Regions from separate parts of the Mus musculus genome. Here region 1 is linked to region 2. The links are chromatin loops, found by intact Hi-C in ENCODE. Cell type or tissue: heart. All regions are shown on one strand. Each heading gives the region's core, and the rest is flanking DNA. Links, peaks and the distances in the headings are about the cores only.

Evidence for each region. A loop is a pair of places that touch in the nucleus more often than their neighbours do. Peaks named below come from ENCODE experiments on the same cell type or tissue, not always from the same donor. Only the 100,000 strongest peaks of a DNase experiment are listed, where the experiment ranks them.
Region 1: it touches region 2 in a loop (4-fold over the local background); 7 of 42 quality-filtered maps call a loop at or near these places.

The regions. Positions count from the first base shown.
Region 1 is chrX:162,945,690-162,955,542 of GRCm38, forward strand. The region is part of intron 13 of Ctps2 (cytidine 5'-triphosphate synthase 2); the gene reads left to right. Among named protein-coding and RNA genes, the nearest start is that of S100g, 14 kb to the right of the region's middle. In heart, for the core only: a CTCF peak has its summit at 4,308 (motif pointing right); no DNase peak of the experiment used is centred there.
Region 2 is chrX:163,665,075-163,674,927 of GRCm38, forward strand. No RefSeq gene overlaps it. Among named protein-coding and RNA genes, the nearest start is that of Rnf138rt1, 91 kb to the right of the region's middle. In heart, for the core only: a CTCF peak has its summit at 5,019 (motif pointing left); no DNase peak of the experiment used is centred there.

The DNA.
Region 1 (9,853 bases), core at 786-8,785, 720 kb before region 2:
GCTTGGAAAATTGTTTTCCAACCTTTTACTACAAGGTAGTGTCTGTCTTTGTCCCTGAGGTGAGTTTCCTGGTGCAGCAAAATGCTGGGTCCTGTTTACGAATCCAGTTTGTTAGTCTATGTTTTTTACTGGGGAGTTGAGTCAATTGATGTTAAGAGATATTAAGGAAATTCTGTTCTTTTTGTTGTTCGAGGTGGAATTATGTTCTGTGGCTATCCTTTTTTGGGTTTGTTGAAAGATTACTTTCTTGCTTTTTCTAGCATGTAGTTTCCCTCCTTGTGTTGGTGTTTTCCATCTATTATCCTTTGTAGAGCTGGATTTGTGGAAAGATACTGTGTAAATTTGGTTTTGTCATGAAATATCTTGTTTTCTCTGTCTATGGCAATTGAGAGTTTGGCCGGGTATAGTAGCCTGGGCTGGCATTTGTGCTCTCTTAGTGTCTGTATAACATCTGTCCAGGATTTTCTGGCTTTCATAGTCTCTGGTGAGAAGTCTGGTGTAATTCTGATAGGCCTGCCTTTATATGTTACTTGACCTTTCCCCCTTACTGCTTTTAATATTCTATCTTTGTTTTGTGCATTTGGTGTTTTGATAATTATGTGACAGGAGGAATTTCTTTTCTGCTCCAATCTATTTGGTGTTCTGTAGTCCTCTTGTATGTTCATGGGCATCTCTTTCTTTAGGTTAGGGAAGTTTCTTCTATAATTTACTGCCCTTTAAGTTGGGAATCTTTGCTCTCTTCTATACCTATTGTCCTTAGGTTTGGTCTTCTCATTGTGTCCTGGATTTCCTGGATGTTTTGGGTTAGGAGCTTTTTGCATTTTGCATTTTCTTTGACTGCTGTGTCAATGTTTTCTATGGAATCTTCTGCACCTGAGATTCTCTCTTCTATCTCTTGTAGTCTGTTGCTGATGCTGGCATCTATGGCTCCTGATCTCTTCCCTAGGTTTTCATACTCCAGGGCTGTCTCCCTTTGTGATTTTTTTTTTTATTGTTTCTATTTCCATTTTTAGATCTTGGATGGTTTTGTTCCTTTCCTTCGCCTGTTTTATTGTGTTTTCCTGTAATTCTTTAAGGGATTTTTGTGTTTCCTCTTTAAGGGCTTCTACCTGTTTACCTGTGTTCTCCTGCATTTCTTTAAGGGGGTTATGTCCTTTTTTTTTAAGATTTATTATATGTAAGTACATATGATGCCCAGAAGAGGGCGTCAGATCTCGTTAAGGATGGTTGTGAGCCACCATGTGGTTGCTGGGATTTGGACCTTTGGAAGAACAGTCAGTGCTCTTATGTCCTTCTTAATGTCATCTATCACCATCATGAGAAGTGATTCTAGATCCAAGTCTTGCTTTTCCAGTGTGATGGTGTATCCAAGATTTGCTATGGTGGGAGAATTGGGTTCTGATGATGCCAAGTAACCTTGGTTTCTGTTGCTTATGTTCTTAAGCTTGCCTCCTGCTGTCTGGTTCTCGTTACTGCTCCCTGCTCTTGCTATGTCTGACTGGAGCCTGTCCTTCCTGTGACCCTGGTTGTGTCAAAACTTCTCAGAGTCCAACTGTCTCTGTGATCCTGTGATTCTGGGATCCTGGGATCCTGAGATCCTGGGTGTGTCAGAGCTCCTGGGAGTCAAGCTGCCTCTGGGACTCTGAGATCCTGGTGTGAGCAAGCCCCTGAGATCCTGGGATCCTGGGCATGTTAGGGTGCCTGGGAGTGGAGCTTCCCCTGGGTGTTGTGGGACTGGCTGCAGAGTTCAGGCCCAAGGTCTGCTCAGGGCTCTGGCCCAGACTGGAAGGAACCCGTGTTGCTGGTTGGGTGGGGTTCCTGTGTCCCTGGATCCCACTGGTCCCAGTTACTCCTCATGGTGTTGGGGCAGATGTTGTACCCTCCTTACCTCAGATCCTATGATCCTGGGTGCCTTAGAGCGCCTGGGAGTGGAGCTTCCTCTGGGTGTTGTGGGACTGGCTGCGGAGTTTGCACCCATGGTCTGCTCCTAATTAATTTCTTATTATGGTTAATTACTGTTCTTTTGTGATGATATGTGCTTTTTTTCGATCTGTTCATCTACTGATGGACATTTGGGTTGCTCTTACTTTTTCTCTATTGTTAATAATGTTTCTGTGAACAATCATGTATGGGTGAGTTTTTTATTTGGTTTTTGGTTTTTTGCTTTTGCTTTTTGCTTTGGTAGGAACATGTTTTCATTTCACCTAGGAGTGGAATTCCTGGGTCATGTGATAACTATGCTTAGTCTAGTAAAGAGCCACCAGACTGTTTGCCAAAGGGGCAGCAACATACACACCAGCATCCTGTGAGTGAGGGCCTCAGTCTCTGCGTTCTCTGGAGCACTTGTTACTGTTTGTGTCTGACCTCACAGCAACTGTAGTGGAAGTGAAGTGGCATCTCTTCTGGGCTTTGATTTGCACCCCACCCTACCCCATTGCTAATAACTGTTGGATATCTTTCATGTATGGAATGGCTACTTTTGCTCCTTCTTTGGAAAAATGTCTATTTACATTCCTGGTCTATTTTAGTTGGGCTCTTTGTATTATAAGTGTTCAGTTGTAAGGGATAGATGATTTTTAATTTATTATTATTATTATTTTCTCATGTGTGAGGTGCTAGATGCCACTAGTTCTGTCCTTAATTATGACACTAAAATTCCCTCCAGAGAGTAGCCAATGTCCCTTGGTAGAAGGGCACGGGTAGAACTGTCTCCATTAAGAACAATTGACTTTGGGCTTAAATGAAGGCTCAGCAGTTAAGAATGTATGGTGCAGGCCGGGTGTGGTGGCACATGCTTTTAATCTCAGTACTTGGGAGACAGAGGTGAGGCAGGCGGATAGCTGTGACTTGAGGCTAGCCTGATCTACATAGTGAGCTCCAGAACAACCAGGGTCCTGTTTCAAAAACAAAAATGTGTACCATTCTTATTCCTTTATACGCCTTACTTTTTCTTATCTCTCTGATGTGAGCAATCCCCACTGTAGTAGCTTAAGGGAGGAGTGTTGGTTTGTTTGTTTTTAAAATTAAGACAGTGTCTCATATAACCAAGGATTCTGATTCTTTTGCTGTTACCTCCCAAGTACTGGGACTCCAGGTATGTACCCTTATTTCTCCTTTATGTAGTGTTGGGGATGGAACCCCAGGGCTTTGTGAATGCTAGGGAACACTCAACCGAGTTAACTACTTCTGAGCCTTGAATGGTTTAATTTGAATTACACACACACACACACACACACACACACACACACACACACACACACCATCATGATAGATGTGGTGGGTGGGACTAGTTCTTTTTCATGTTGGTGGGAGCATGATGTTGTCTTACACTGTAGGCAGACAATAACAAGTGCCAAGCAGAGCTGGCCTATTAACCCGCATTCCATCTTAAACAGTCCAACATCCATCTGCCAACTAAACCTCTTGTCCTCTGCTTTCCTAAACAGCACCATAGCTGGGGAACAAGTGTTCAAACACACAGACATCAGGAATCTGTGGTGTAAACATTTTATGTGGGTGTGTATGTGTCCCAGTTCATGTGCGTGCTGTAGTAGAGACAACTTTCATGGGATTTGGTTCTCTCCTTTCACCATATAAGTCTTGGGGGTAGAATTCTGATTATTAGCTTGGTGCCAAGCATCCTTATTCACTAGGCCATCTTGTTAGCCCGATCTTTCCATTTTAAATAATGTAAATAGGGTCTGTAGAGATGATTCAGCAGTTAAGAGCACCTGTTCTTGCAGAGGACCTGGGTTCAGTTCCCAGCATTTACAAAGCAGCTCACAACCACCTATAACTCCAGTTCCAGGGGGATCTGACCTCTCCTTTGGCCTTTGTGGGCACTGCATAGACATGGTACACTTATATACATGCAGGCAAAAGATTCATATACATAGATAAAAATAAATCTTAAAATTAATTAAAAATATAAACAAATGTGTTTGTTCATCTGTAACTCCTACCCTTTTAATATGCACCATAGTACATTTTTCTCATGTTTTCCTGATTTGTTTTTTTTTTTTCTTAACTTGGTACTATGTGCTGGAGATTACCTCATGGAAGGATATAGAAATATTCATGCCGTTTTATAGCTTTCAATTCAAACCATAATGAACCGTCACTTCCCAGCCAGATGGTACTTTTAAGCCTCATGCTCAGAAGGTCTCATAGCAGCAAAAAAAAAAAAATCCTTAGGAGGCTTTAATAGAAATGTATTTCCTGAGTAATAGCTGTAGTGGTGCTGCCAGGAAAATGATGGCTTTTCTTTTTGAGGTGCTACTTTGAGCTAAGAAGGGATTTTGCCAGTAGGTGCCGCTATTAGACAGCTTTGTCGAGGTTAAGTCTTGGATGACAGCTTTTAACACTGTATGTGTGTGTACATGAAAGAATAATTGACACACAGGGTAAAAAAGTTAAGTCTACAGAAAAACGCATCAAAGGATTTCATTTGTCTCAGTTTGCTTTACTTCTCTTCCACAGAGGCAACTACCTTTATTTTGTGCTGTTATTAGTTCAGGAATGCATGCATGCTGTGTGTGCCTGTATGTGCATGTGTGTGTGTGTGTGTGTGTGTGTGTGTGTATACCTATCCATATATGTGGATGGACATATACTCTTTTGTGGGAGGGGCAAGCAATGCAATGAATGGTAACTCAAGACACCATGTGCACTAACCACTGGGCAACACCCACAGCCACTTTAGCTAGCATCTTTGAGACACTGTTCCTACTTTGTATTGATCACCTATTATTACCTTTGATGGCTTGTCTCGCTGTGTGTACCATGGACATGAGAGGATTTACTGCACTTATTGAATTGTTTATAGTCTTGTATTTAGGCTGTATGCTTTCTTTTTGTAGCCTGAAATCACTTTACATTTTGACCTCTGTGTACAAATATGTTCTGTATCCACACATAAGCACATCTGTGGGATGAATCCATAGAAGGGAAATTGCCAAGTCAGAGGATGTGTGCATTTTACATTTCAATGGCTCCTATACACATAAGTGAGATGAGAACAATAAAACCTAATTGCTATTGAATGTCTTTATGTGCTGAGATCACTTTGCCGGAGAAAAATAGCCTTAAGAACCAGCAGTTGTGCTGATGGCTGAAAGTCTTATTAAAGGGGGGGATGGAATCATAATGCAGCCAAGAGCACAATGCCTGAGGAGTGACTTTACTTGGGTGGGTAGCAAATACTTAGTGGGCATGGCCATTCTTGCTCTTCCAGCTAAAGAAAGTAAACATGTTGGAAATCAGGAGCCTCTCTTACGATATGTCCGCTGCTACAGTCTGTTTCATTTCATTGGTTGTCATGACCTCCCTACCTTGTTGGAATGCATGAGAAGTGTTATGGTTGCTTCCAAAATTGTCAGAGAGATGATTATTCGGAATAGATTCGTTAACAGGCATATGTAAAGTGTATTCTTCTACAGTATATGCTGAGTCTAAGAGTAGTACCCAGGAAAGAGAACACAATTTTGTTATAATCATGTTATTTCCTTGATTTATCTACAAGAGCTAATAGAACACTTTGTAGGGTTGCAGAAGACTTCTGGATCTGTAGCAACTCTGGTCTCTTTTCTGCTTTAAAGTCGTCTCAGCTGCATTTAGAGGAGGCTTCTTGGGAACATAGCTGACTTTCATTCTAACTGTTATCAGTCTGAGGGACTAGGTATCAGAGAGCTCCCTGACAGGAAAACAGACAGGAAAAGGAGCTTTAAGTAAATTAATGTCCTTTTCACTTAAACATTTAAGATGGCTGACTTCTTGGTTCTTTTTCCTCTACAAGACAAAGACTTGGTAGCCTTTTTGGTGGGACTCGCAAACTTCCTGGGAGAGGTTGGGGCTTTATATGGTGGGAACCAGTCAGCTTTCTTTTCTTTGGTGTGAGCGCCCGACTCACCAGCAAGAACGACGCCACAATAGGATCCTTCTGCACACGTTTATTGGGAGAGCATTGACTGCATAAGCGAAAGACCCTGAGCCCAGAAATGGTGCTGCTTACATAGGCCTAGGAGTGACATGTCCATACCTGATTGGTTATGCTACCAGTACCTCATTAATCTGCGTCGGGCCAGGCAGTGACTCGGCAAAAACCTCTTATGCACATGCGCACATTGGTTGTTTACCCATAATCATGGGCAGTGGCCAGTGGTAGCCAGCACCACTCTGCAACGGCACATGTGGCTTCCCACACTTTGGATTATCCAATCTTCCATAATAGCCCAAACTAGGCAATTCTGAGAAAGAAAACCCCCAACATAAAACTGTCAGCTCTCCATACAAACTCAGATTCGGGATTCTGGATCTCGGCTCCCACTGGAGGCTCTGCTTTTCCTTGTTGTTGTTGTTTTTTTTTTTTTTTTTTTTTTAGCTTTTAAATCAGTGGAGAAAAATAATCTAGCCATGATGGCATCATTGGAATCATGCTGAGTCAAAGGGATAGTGAGTTGGAGGCCTGTAGAGTATGTTCTAGGCTGTCCTCCATCATATAGTGAGACCCTGCCTCCAAACAAGACAAAACCAAACATAAGCAAACAAAACCAGAATAGCAAGGGAGATAGTGTAGCAGGCAAAACCACTTGCCCCAAACCATGATGATCCGTTTGATTCCTAGAAGCCACATAGTGGAAGGAGAGAACAGGTTCTTGGAAGCTGCTCTTTGATACCCATAATCACTGTGGCACATGCCACCACACACACACACACACACACACACACACACACACACACACACAATGTAGTAAAATATCATTAAAAAACAAAAATGTGAATTCATGTAAAATATAACATGAAAACAGAATGCATGTGTTGCCTTCAAGACGTATATGGACACTCAGATGGTGGTATTAGTAAAAGGAGGTGAGGAAGGACCTGCAGAGATGGCTCAGTAGTGCTTCCTGCTCTTCCAGAGGACCCAAATTTCATTTCCAGCACCATATTAGACATGGCCTGTTAATGCCAGCTCTAGGAAATGTAACTATCTCTTCTGTCTGTCCTCTGTGGGTTCCTACACATGCCATAGATACAGATATACAGGAATATACATATTTTACAAATTGAAAGAAAAGTGGGAGATTAGAAGTGTTTTTCCTAGAAATTAGTTTATTATTTTATGGGTGCTAGTGTCTGGACTGCATGTGTATCTCTACACAATGGGTCGGCCTGGTGCCCTGGGAGGCTAGAAGAGGGTATTAGATCCCCTGAAACTGGAGTTACAGATAATGGTGAACAGCCATGTGGGTGCTGGGAACTGAACGTGGATCTATTGCAAGAGCAGCAACTGTTCTTAACTGCTGCACCATCTGTCCAGCCCCAGGTTAGAATTCTACTACTGAACCACTCATGCGATGGCTAGAAATGTTTTAACAAGATGCAAATGGACATTTGAGAGAGTTGTAGTTGATAATATTCTGATTGGAGTTCTTTATCATAGTTATGCCTTCATTTATCTCTTTCTAAACTAGGAATTTTCAGAGTTAAAAATAATTTGACATCTGATTCGTGAAATAGTTACAGTTAAAAGCTGATTCCTATGAAGGGTAATTTATGTTATGCATTAAACATAATGAATGCATTACATTTTTTTTCTACCTTCAGTTGAAGCCCTGTTTGAGGTATTTTCCTTTGACTTATTTTTCAACAGCATTTGATGCTATGCAAATTAAGAGTTTTTTTTTAAAGTAAAAACAAGATCAAGACTCCAAAGAGCCAAACCAATAACAAATCTCCCCAAAGACCATAACCCCATGATCCTAGCACCTGGGAGGTAGAGACAGGAGAATCAGGAGTTTGAAGTTGGCTTGGGCTGCATGAGACTCTGTCAAACGAACAAGTAAACAACCACCAGACAATCTACCCCAGCGTAACCTTCTGGGCAACTTATATTACTTGGGCAATTGATTTGCTTTTAGAACATGGACCTCACACTGGCACCACAGCGTTAGCCTCCTTCTCAGCCTATCTTCTTTACCTTCTTCATGATGCTCTCAAACTGTGAGCCAAACCCTCCTCCCCTGCCTTCTTCCTTAAGTTGCTTTTGTCCAACATGTTGTCACAACAAGAAAAGTAATGAATACACCGGTCTCTCATATCCTGGTCTCTCAAATCCCCGGGTTGCTTGCAAGTGGAATTGTGTTGGTTGTTCATTTGCAATGCTGCATTTAGGACTCTAAAGTGGACAGCCTTCCAAACAGTGCCCTTCCCCAAGTATCTCCTCCCACTACCATTCAGTCATTTCTATTTAAAAAATCAAGTGGTTGAAATACTTATTTCTAAGGTATTTCCCACTGAGCTCAAGGTACAAAAGCCTGACAAATACATTAGCTTTAAAGCATTCATGGAGTCGGTCATTTATTGTTATCATTATGGATTACTCTTGAAACTCACTAATGGGTGCTCACTCCAAATTGCACTGGCCCATTTCAGACAGCAGACTCTGTAAAGGGGTGGTGGGGGGAGGGCACAGGAAAAGATGCCTTAGGCAGGGGCCATCATGACTGGAAGAAAAATGGTCCTTTTTAAAAATGAACATAGAAAATTGTATGTATTTAACATGTACAAAGTGAGCTTTGGTGTATATATACATTATGAAATGATTACTAAAATCACACCAGCATCTACTAGCCATGTAGTTCAGTGAGCTTGGTAAAAGCATTTAAGGCTGGGCGTGGTGGTGCACGTCTTTAATCCCAGCATTTGGGAGGCAGAGGCAGGCAGATTTCTGAGTTCAAGGCCAGCCTGGTCTACAAAGTGAGTTCCAGGACAGCCAGGGATACACAGAGAAACCCTGTCTCGAAAAACCAAAAAAAAAAAAAAAAAAAAATTTAAGACCTACTCTCTTTAACAGGTTTCAATTTGTTTTTTGAGATAGGGGTCTCATGCATCTTTGGCTGGCCTTAAATTCCGTACTCAGCCAAGGAAGACCCTGAATTCCTGATCCTCCTGGCTCCATCTCTCAAGTGCTGAGATTGTAGTTGAGTGTGGCTGTGTTCCAATTACGTGTGTGTGTGTGTGTGTGTGTGTGTGTGTGTGTAAGACATGAGCTTCCTTAATGGGGCTTGCTAGCTGCCAGTCTAGCTGCAAGTTCTGTGAGAGATCCTGTCTCAAAGGAATCAAGTGAATGGTAGAGCAGGGTGTTCTCTTCTAGTGTCTGCATGTACATGAATGGATGCATGCACACATGCACATTCACACACACCATATATACATATGCTTCACTCAATATATATACACAAAAGTAATTTTAAAACAAGGTAGATGGCTCCTGAAGAAGCAATCCAAGGTTGTCCTCTGGCCTCTACACACAGACACATATGTGTGCACCTCCTGCATACATATGGGCATATATATGCATACGAGTAAGCATACACACACACATACACAAGAGGAGGAGGAGTAAGAGGAGGAATGAGAACACACATGGGTCTTGCATTGTTGGAGCCAGCCTACAACTTAGTGAGCAACTGAATTCCATGGCTCAAAAGGTCCTGGCAGTGTTGGTTAGAGGGAGAATGCAGATGAACTTTGGGGATGTGAGGAAGATCAGGTTCAGTGTAGGAAGAGAGGTCAAGAGGACCTTTCAAATATACTCCCCCCACACCCTATTTTCAAGATAAGGTCACCCTGTGCTGGTTCTGAGTCTATAGCAATCCTTTTGCCTTGCCTCTTGAGTGCTGGTTTTATAGGTATGATCACTGTGCCCTACTTCATTTTTATCCTTTTTGAAGATTAAACCTGAAACAATTTTCCCATGCTAGTATATCTAGCAGTTATAGGAAATATCTGCTTTATCAAAGTCCTTTGTAAGTCTCTACTTTATGTCTGCTGTACCCTTGCAGAGTGAGCC
Region 2 (9,853 bases), core at 983-8,982:
GAGAGCAGTTATAAGGAAACATAGTTCATCTCAGTGTAAAACATAGCTCTAATATTTATAGTAATTCATAAAGGAAATGACTTGTGAGAACAAAATCCCATCCATGGAAACTCTTGACTCCGCTCCCAGCTGTGATTCTTCTGTCTTTTCTCACTGTTATCTTTCCCCAACTTCTCTCCCCATGGGGATCATGGGTAGTCTCCCTCCTATGTGTCTTAGTTTGGTTTCTGTTGCTGTGCTAAAACACTGACAAATAGATACTTGGGGAGGAAAGGTTCTATTTCACTCATACTTGTGGGTAACAGTAAACCACTAAAGAAACTCAGGGCAGCAACTCAAGGCAAGAACCTGGAGCCAGGGACTGAAGCAGAGATCAGAAAGAAATGCTGTTGACTGCCTTGCTCAACTTACTTTCTTAAACCACCCAGGACCACATGCCCTGGGGAAATCATGCGCATCAATAATCCACCAAGAAAATCCCCTACATACTTGCCTATGGCTCAGTCTGATAGACTCATTTTCTCAGTTGAGGTTCCTTCTTTCCAGATAACCCTACCTAGTGTCGGGTTGAAAAGAAACTAACCAGCACATAACACACACACACACACACACACACACACACACACACACACACACACACTCACCTCATGACAAGCTAGGAGCAAAGAGAGAAATGGGTAAACCTCCAATGACCTCAAATGATATCCCACTAAGCCTACTCCTCTGAAAACACCGACCACGTTCCATAACAGCAAACTGGAGACCAAGCCCAGCACATACACAGGCCTATCAGAAACATTCCAGAACCAAATTGTTAGTCCTTAACTTAGCAGTCAAGATCCTGTATTTGTCCAGCTTTGTCTCTTTCCAACCCCTTTCTATATTATGGCTCTAGATACATCATATCATTAATGAATCCCTTAGCAGCAATTAGTACCTCTACCTCCCCCAAATTCATGGTTCCATGTTACCCAGGTAGAATTAGGAAGCTAATTGGTCACAAGGAAGGCCATCCATCTAATCATTTAGGTGGCAGGAGATATGAGGAAGAAATGAGCATCTTACTGTCTTCAGTTTCTCAGATATAGGAATGTGTTGAGAAGACAGCCCACAGTACTAAGGCAACTATTCATGCCAGCAGTGCTAAGTGAAGGAGAGATAAGCATGGTGTCTTTAAGCTAATATATTTGAGGGCATATTGTTATAGCAGCTTAGCTCTACACTGACTATGGTTTAAAATATACCTTTTGAAAATATATGACCAGAAGACCTTATTTAGGTGGCAATTATGACAGGAATTTTAAAAATATAACACATATTTTATAATATTTAATAATGATACATACACACATACACAATACATACATACATACATACATACATACATGCATACATACATTCTGAGATGGTTCAGTGAATAGAGGATTGATCCTAACTACTTTAAATTTGATCCCTGGGGTCTACACAGTAGAAGGGGAGAACCAACTCCCAAAAGTGCATGCATGTGTACCTGTGTATGTAAACTGTAATTTATAAATATTTGATAAAGTCAGCTGGCACTCTACATCCATGATTTCTGCACTCTTAGAGTCAACTATTCCCGGATGATACTTTTCATAGTGCTGAAAGGTGCAATGAAGGCTGGTGATGGAGAAAAGGAATCAGTGTTTTTACCCAATGCTGGACTCTTCATACTACAATAGTAATCTCAGGCAAGATAAGCTCAATGGTGTGGTAGTGGCAAGATTGTTTGTGAGCACAGAAAAGTGCTACCTTGATTGCACAGATGTAATTCATGCCTTGTACCATGAACATGGTCAAAAGCCCATAGCTGTGGAGATCTTAAGCACTAGAGAGGCGCCTACATTTGTGCTAAATGGTCATCTTGCCCAACTATCTTAAAACTATTTATAGTACATCCATAAATCAATATTGCTCTCAGCCTTTGTCAAAGAAACTTCTTTTTTCTTTTTTTTTTTTCCATTTTTTATTAGGTATTTAGCTCATTTACATTTCCAATGCTATACCAAAAGTCCCCCTTACCCACCCACCCCCACTCCCCTACCCACCCACTCCCCCCCTTTGGCCCTGGCGTTCCCCTGTACCGGGGCACACAAAGTCTGCGTGTCCAATGGGCCTCTCTTTCCAGTGATGGCCGACTAGGCCATCTTTTGATACATATGCAGCTAGAGTCAAGAGCTCAGGGGTACTGGTCTTTTTTCAATGGGCAGTAATTAATGCAGAGACTCACAACTGGGTACAGTGCTGAGGTTAAGTGACCATTGAGTGCTCCTCAGCAGAGAGGACACATATATCAATTCCTCACCTCAAGGCTCAGGGAGAGTGTGGGAAGAGGAGGAGTGCTGGGAAGTGCTGTCCTCTGGATATGACACGGCTAGTGCACACATGAATTCACAAGAGCTGTGGTTATCTGCACACTCCCTGTAAAAGATCAAACCCATTAAAAATTCCAAACTGGGAGCAAGAGGGGATCCTGATGTCCCAACCTGCGCTCCTGCTCTACTGTCAGCTGATAGCTGCTGGGAGAATGGAAGTCACCTTTCTTTAGGGAAATTGGCCACCACTAGGTTACCCAAAGGATAACTCCACACACATGAACACATGGACAGCACTAATTGGACTGAGTCTATTTAAACACACACACACACACAGAGAGGGAGAGAGAGAGAGAGAGAGAGAGAGAGAGAGAGAGAACATGATGAAGCTGGGAGGGACATATGTTGTGGTGATCTCAGGAAGAGTTTGAGGGAGGGAATGAGTGGTGAATATACCAAGATACATTGTGCATACATAAATACATATATACATGTATTATATATGCATGGGAAACCTTCAAAGAGTTCATTTATAAGTACTCAAAAAAAAGAGAATTGCTTCTATCTTGAGTATAACCAGGTTTCTTTCTTGTCATTATCTCTGAACAATATAGTGTAACAACTATTTACATAGCCTTTTACATTATGGTAGGTATTATAAGTCATTTCCAGATGATTTAAGGGATACAAGAGACTGTGCATAGGTTATATGCAAATGCAAGACAATTTTATGTAGGGGACTTGAGCATACATAAATTTTTATATCTGTGGGGGATTGTAGAGCTAATACCTTGAGGGCATCAAGAGATAAGTTTACTTGAAAAGTTTCTTTCTTTCTTTTTAATTGAGTCTGGTACTAAAATTGAAATACATCCAAGAAAAAATTTAAGTGGAAAAAAAGGCAGCCCAATGATAGTTAACCTGTATAAATTGCTATTTCCAATGATCACTTCCATATCTAATAAATAGCATGTGTGGGAAATGTATAAAATCTTCCAGCCCACGTATAAAAAGATAACCCAATTAAAAGGTTGGCAAAAATGTCAATAGATCTTTCTCCTAAGGGGATATTAAAATGACAAGCATATGAAAACAAGGTTAACATCATTAGGAATTAGGTAAATGAAAATTCAAATTACAATGAAATTCCACTTCATACCTACTAGGATGGTAATAATAATAATAATAATAATAATAATAATAATGTAGTACTTGTAGTAAACAAGTGTTGGAAGCCTGAAATACTGCTCATATTCAGTAATGCATTGGTGGGAAACAGTCTAGCAGTTACATAGGACATTAAATAGAGTCAACATATGATCCACCTGTTCCACTGTTAGCCCTCTATTATCTATCTGGCTGGCTGGCTATTTATCAACCAGTCATCTAGCTGTCTGTGTTTATATGTGTGTCTGGAATACATGCAGGAGTTGTTAAAGTTAAAATATACAGACAAAGATCATTACAGCAATACCCATAGCAACATATTCTAGCACATTGCTTCTCAACCTGCCTAATGATGTGACTCTTTAGTACAGCTTCTCATGTCTTGGTGACCCCAACCACACAACTCTTTTTGTTGCCACTGCATAACTGTAATTTTGCTACTGTAATGAATCACAATGTAAATACCCGTGCTTTCAGATGATCTTTGGTGACCCCTGTAAAAGGGCTGTTTGACCCTTGAAGGGGGCACAACCCACAGGTTGAGAATCAATGTTCTGGTAGCAAAGTAGAAACAACTCAGTGTCCATCATGTAATAAGAGGATAAGCAAAAATGTGTTGCATGGAGCAGAATTTGGTTTGTATGATTGGATATGATCCTGCCATAAACGGAAGTGAAGTGCTGAGACATGCTGCAACTGACTGGACCTGAAAACATCACGCAAAAATTCCAAAAGGAACGAGACACAAATCCCATAGACTGTCGGGGCTCATTTATATGGAACATCCTAAACCTACAAATCCAGAGACATAGAAAGTAGATTAGTGGTTGCCTTGGGCAAAGGGGACTAAAGAGAATAGAGATTCACCACTAATGGGCTCAGGGTTTCTTTAGGGGGTGATGAAAATGTCCTACAATTGGATTGTAGTCGTGATTGCACTGCTGGGAATATATTAAAAACTATTGAATTGTTCACTTTTAAACAGATAAAATGTATGTATGTGAATTATATCTCAAGAAATCCATTAAAATAATTGCTGTGCTAGTTCCTCAGAGCAATCCAGAGATAGAGAAAAAAGAGAGATTATTGATCGTTTAAAAATAATTTGTTTTTCTGTTTCTCTAAACTTAAAGCATACTCCATTGTTCACTAACCCCACCAGCTTTACAAAAAGTGAAAAATAAAACTCAAGAGCAAATTTCTCTGCCAAAGCACAACTTAACGAAATGCCTCAGGAGAAGGGGAATTAGTGGGGCACGATGGATACAAGACGATTTCTTATTAAAACAACAACGTATCATTTTAAATACAAGTTCTTGACCCAAGTTCATTTCCCAACACTCACATGGTGGTGGCTCACAACCGTCTGTAAGGACAGGGAGAGGGGGGAGAAGGGGAGAGGGTAGAGAGAGGAAAGGGAGAGGGAGAGAGAAAAGCAAACAGCAAAGCCAAGAGCAGAGAGCAAGAGCAGGAAGAGGGGCCTAGTGCTAGGGGATCTGATGCCCTCTTCTGGCTTTTCTGGGTACTGCATGCATGTGGTGCTTAGATACATGTGCAGGACACTAATAGACATAAAATATAAATAAATAAAATATCAAAGCAAATTTGAATATACACTATCTTCTGCCCCTGTAAACAAGATGCTTATTTGGCTACTTGTATTTTGGAAATGGGGATGTTTGGGTAGTTCCTAATTGGGAGTGCATCACTGATACATGGTTGTGTCAAAGTTAACTTAGATTATAGACAAGAGTGAGTGTGAACTATCTCTGCAGAGTCCATTTAAAAAGAAGCATTCCCCCAAAGTTCTACCAAAAGCGCCTGCTTCAAGCAGGCAAAAAGGTTGAATAGAGCTCTACATCAATCACCCAAATCCATAATTGATACACTCCAGGTCTCTCTTCATGCTCTTGGAACCAAGACTTGCTTTTCAATGACTCAGTTGAAATCGCATCTATCTTAGAGAAAATTTGCAATTATAGTTGGAAAAATTTACACATGTCTATATCCACCGATTAGTCAGCCACCACTTTTGTGTTACCATAAGTCTATCAGTACCTAGTCCCACACAAGTGCCTTCGCACGCACAACTTTAGGGAGTGGCCTGATCAGGGCGACCAGCGAATGAAGAAAGGACGGACAGACAGACAGACACACACACACACACACACACACATACACACATACACACAGACACTCACACACACAGAGGGAGGGGGCTGGGTGGGTGGGCTATATGGTCTGATGGAGATGCACCAGGATCAGCCAGGAAACTCAACATGTTTATTTTGTATATGTGAGTGAAGGAGGTGGGTTCATTGTATCCAACTGAAGCAGGGGATGGTTAAATATATACAGCTGAACCAGGAGGTAGCTTAGCTAATTTGAGTAGGGGTCTCTGTAGGAGAGCAATCTGAGGCTTTACTTTCCCTCAGGGAAGGCTTTGCCATTGCTTTGTGTCTGAAGTACTGGAGTCTTTGCATGGTCATGCTCAAGTCAAATGAACACACGTTCACTCAGGATTTGTTCACTACTCACCCTTGAACAGAGAACACGCATGTTTTTTTTTTCTAAACTATTTTCAGCCAACAGGCTTATTGGCTGTTCAATTCTTTGGTTTCTATTTCCTGTGCTTCCCAGAACAACCTATATTTCCCCAGCATATAATCTCACATGAGCATAGTCCGAGTATATAGTAACCAGTTTAGAGTCCATATTCCATTATTGATTGTTTTGGCAATGTACATTAAAGTATTTTTTTCTACTATGAGATTCTATCCAGGGTTACACTGTGTTGAGTTGTCATGCATATTTAGACTACAATGATTTGGAACAGTTCCTAAGCCTGCTTTGTGTATCTGTCTGCCTTTTGTCAATATTTTATTTCATTATTTTCCAAGTCTGTGAGTTGTTTATTTTAAAAAGTGTCACTTCATACGAATTTAGCTTATGTTTCTCCATGATCTGATCCAAATAACACCTATCTGGCCAGAACACTACAGAGGGGATCTTGTGTCTAACTCAGGGTTTTGTAGCTATAAGCATATGATAGTCATTTAGCTCTATCAGTGATGTTAATTTTGGTCATTTGATTAAAATCTCCTTCCTTCACTGTCTAAATTTTCCTTTGTGACTAATAAATGATAGATGAAGAGACACTTCATAAGTATCTAGTCCTCATTAAGCTCCCTTCATCTACAATTAGAATACATTTTGTAAACAAAGGTCTCAAAACATTGCTATTAGTATATAAAAGTGTGCATACAGAAGAAGGCCACCAGAGAAAACTACAACCAATCAAAACAAAGAGTTGTGCATCCCCATCCTGTCCACAAAACACTCGTGCACCAGGAGTGGACCAGGGAACATTCCAGAAGAGGGGGTAGAAAGATAAGTAAAAGCTAGCAATATCAGAAGCTACATTCGTAGAGTTTCACCAACATGACTGACCAAATGTTATCTGGCCAAGGATGGCAGCAATGAATATGACAAACTGGATGGAGGAAAAGCCAACCTTACACAAACAACCAAGGGAAACTGAGGAAAACTAGGAATGGGAGAGGTGGCTCTTCTACAATGAAAAACACACCAATTAGTTTAGTGCCAAATGGTCAGCCCTGAAAACATATGTACAGGGAGCATTATACAGACTCTAACAGTTGATGGGGAAAAAGAAGCCATAAGTTTGAAGAAGAGCATGGAGAGGTATACAGAGGGTTTGAGGGGAGGAGAGGGAAGAACAATGTTATAAATAAATTATAATCTCAAACAAAACCCAGTTCACATCACTGATATATTGTTGTGTCAGTGTATCTTAGATTATAGATTCAAAGGGACACAGGCTAGTCTATGAAGGTTATTTGGTACAAAATGCAGTCATTACATGTGTCCAGAACAATTATGATAGACTCTCAGCAGCTCTGAGAGATGAGCTTAGATTGTGTATTTCAAATATGATATATCCATTCCATGAATTCTATGCAACAGAATACCTTGGAATACCTCCAAGAAACTTTTGAAGGAAAAAAAAGGAGAATATATGAGGCTATGCACAGGATAATCCCATTTATGTTTTTATAAAACTATATTTGTACCTTTACATATTAATGTATGTAAATTTGTAGACACTAGCCTGGAAGAATACACAACAAACTGTTTCCAGCAATCACCTCCTGGGAGGGAAATGAAATATTGGAGAGAGGATGGTGTTGGGTGTATAGGGAATAAGACATCCATACATCAGTTTAGACACTTCTGTTTTTAGACTAGGAACACGCTTATGTTTTACTAAGGCATATATACTTTAAAGACATATATTTGCTGAAAACACATTGGTATTATTTTCAAGATTTCCCTTTTCGACAGCTTGATTATACTCATGTGAACAAATGGCTTGCACATGAACGAAATCCCCGTGCCTCCACCTCAACCATGTGTGCATTATATATGTGTTATATACATAAGCATTATATATTTGTATGAGTTACATACATCAGTGTGTATTTGCTCTCCTAAGATTAGAAACCACGAGGTCATTTGTACCATTCCTCAATATTCCTCACTTTCACAATTGACATTTGCTGTGAATTGAATATGAAGTATCTCTCCCAAAAGGTTCATGTGTTAAAGGCTTAGTTCTCAGTTGGTGGTTGTCATGGTTAGGGTTACTACTGTTGTAGTGAAGCACCATGACCAAAACCAACTTGGAATGGAAAGGTTTATTTGACTTACATATGCAGAAGTACACCGAGGAATGCCAAGGTGGAAATTCAATCCTTCCTATAAGTGTTCTGGGTTATATTATCATGGCAATAAAAAGTGAAGAAGGCAGTAGTGACTAGACCTGTAGAGGTCTGAATTAATCATACAAAACTTGCCACCACGTGAGCAAGTCAATAATCATCTGGCCTCCGATGACATTTGCTGACTAGATCCCAGATATCTGAAGAAAAGACACGAGAGAGGGACTAGACAGCATCACAGTCTTGGGTCTCTCTATTATGACTTATATGGAGACTATCACATAGATTTTGCTTTTAATTTATTATCTCTGGAAAATATAAAAATACTCTAAAGTCGACTGTGTTTCAAAGTATCATCACACAATTTTACATATATATGTAGAAGGGTATGTAATATATGTGAAATACATATCCTACATATTTCATTTATCTCTTGCCTCCTACTCCTGTTAGAAGACAATTCCCCCATTGGTATAATTCTGTTATATCTTGTTCTTACAAAGATGTTTGCATAGCAAGCAGTCTTTTCTGTCAGTTTTTTATTTGTTTGAATTAGTAAGTTTTTTAAAATATAGTCATCCATTCATTTGTTAGCAAGAAATGTGTTTAATTAAGGATACTTAAAAGCTTATAGGTTGAGGGTTATTTACAGCAGCATGGGCAACTTACAAGAGGCTACACCAGTGAAGAAAGAGTATCTTCCTCCCCTGGAAACCATTAGCTGCCTGTAGATCCTTAGAGATGTGTCGGATCTCTTGACCACACTCCCCATGCCCAGTAACTGTTAAGGGCCTCCGTTCCGTTCCTCCATGACAGAATGTCAATGGCCCCTCTCTCATACAGATATTGTTCAGGAAATCACAGCTGGTGTAATCTCACAAATGCAGCAGCCCTGTCCTGCTGGAACGACCATGTTCCACAGCACTTCCCCCTGTTACCCCAGCTCTTAATTCTTTCACCTCTCTCTTCTACAATCTTCCCCTAAGTCTTGGAGATGGTGATATTGACATAGATGTCCCAGTTAGGGCTGAGCATTCAATAGGCACTTATTCTCAGCATTTTGACCAACAATGAGTCTCGGCATTGGCTGCTGTCCATTATAGTAAATGAGTTCTTGGATCAAAGCTGATATAAATACAAATCTGTGGACATAAACATGTTTAAGGGCAGTTTCACAGGCAGCAAGCCGTCTTACATAATGAACACACCATCTCTCTTTAGAGCAGTAAGCAATTCTTTTTTTTTGTCTTTTTTTATTACATATTTTCCTCAATGACATTTCCAATGCTATCCCAAAAGTCCCCCATACCCCCCCCCCCACTACCCTACCCTCCCATTCTCATTTTTTTGGCCCTGGCGTTCCCCTGTACTGGGGCATATAAAGTTTGTGTGTCCGATGGGCCTCTCTTTCCAGTGATGGCCGACTAGGCCAACTTTTTTTTTTAAATTTTTTATTAGGTATTTAGCTCATTTACATTTCCAATGCTATACCAAAAGTCCCCCATACCCACCCACCCCCACTCCCCTACCCACCCACTCCCCCTTTTTGGCCCTGGCGTTCCCCTGTACTGGGGCATATAAAGTTTGCAAGTACAATGGGCCTCTCTT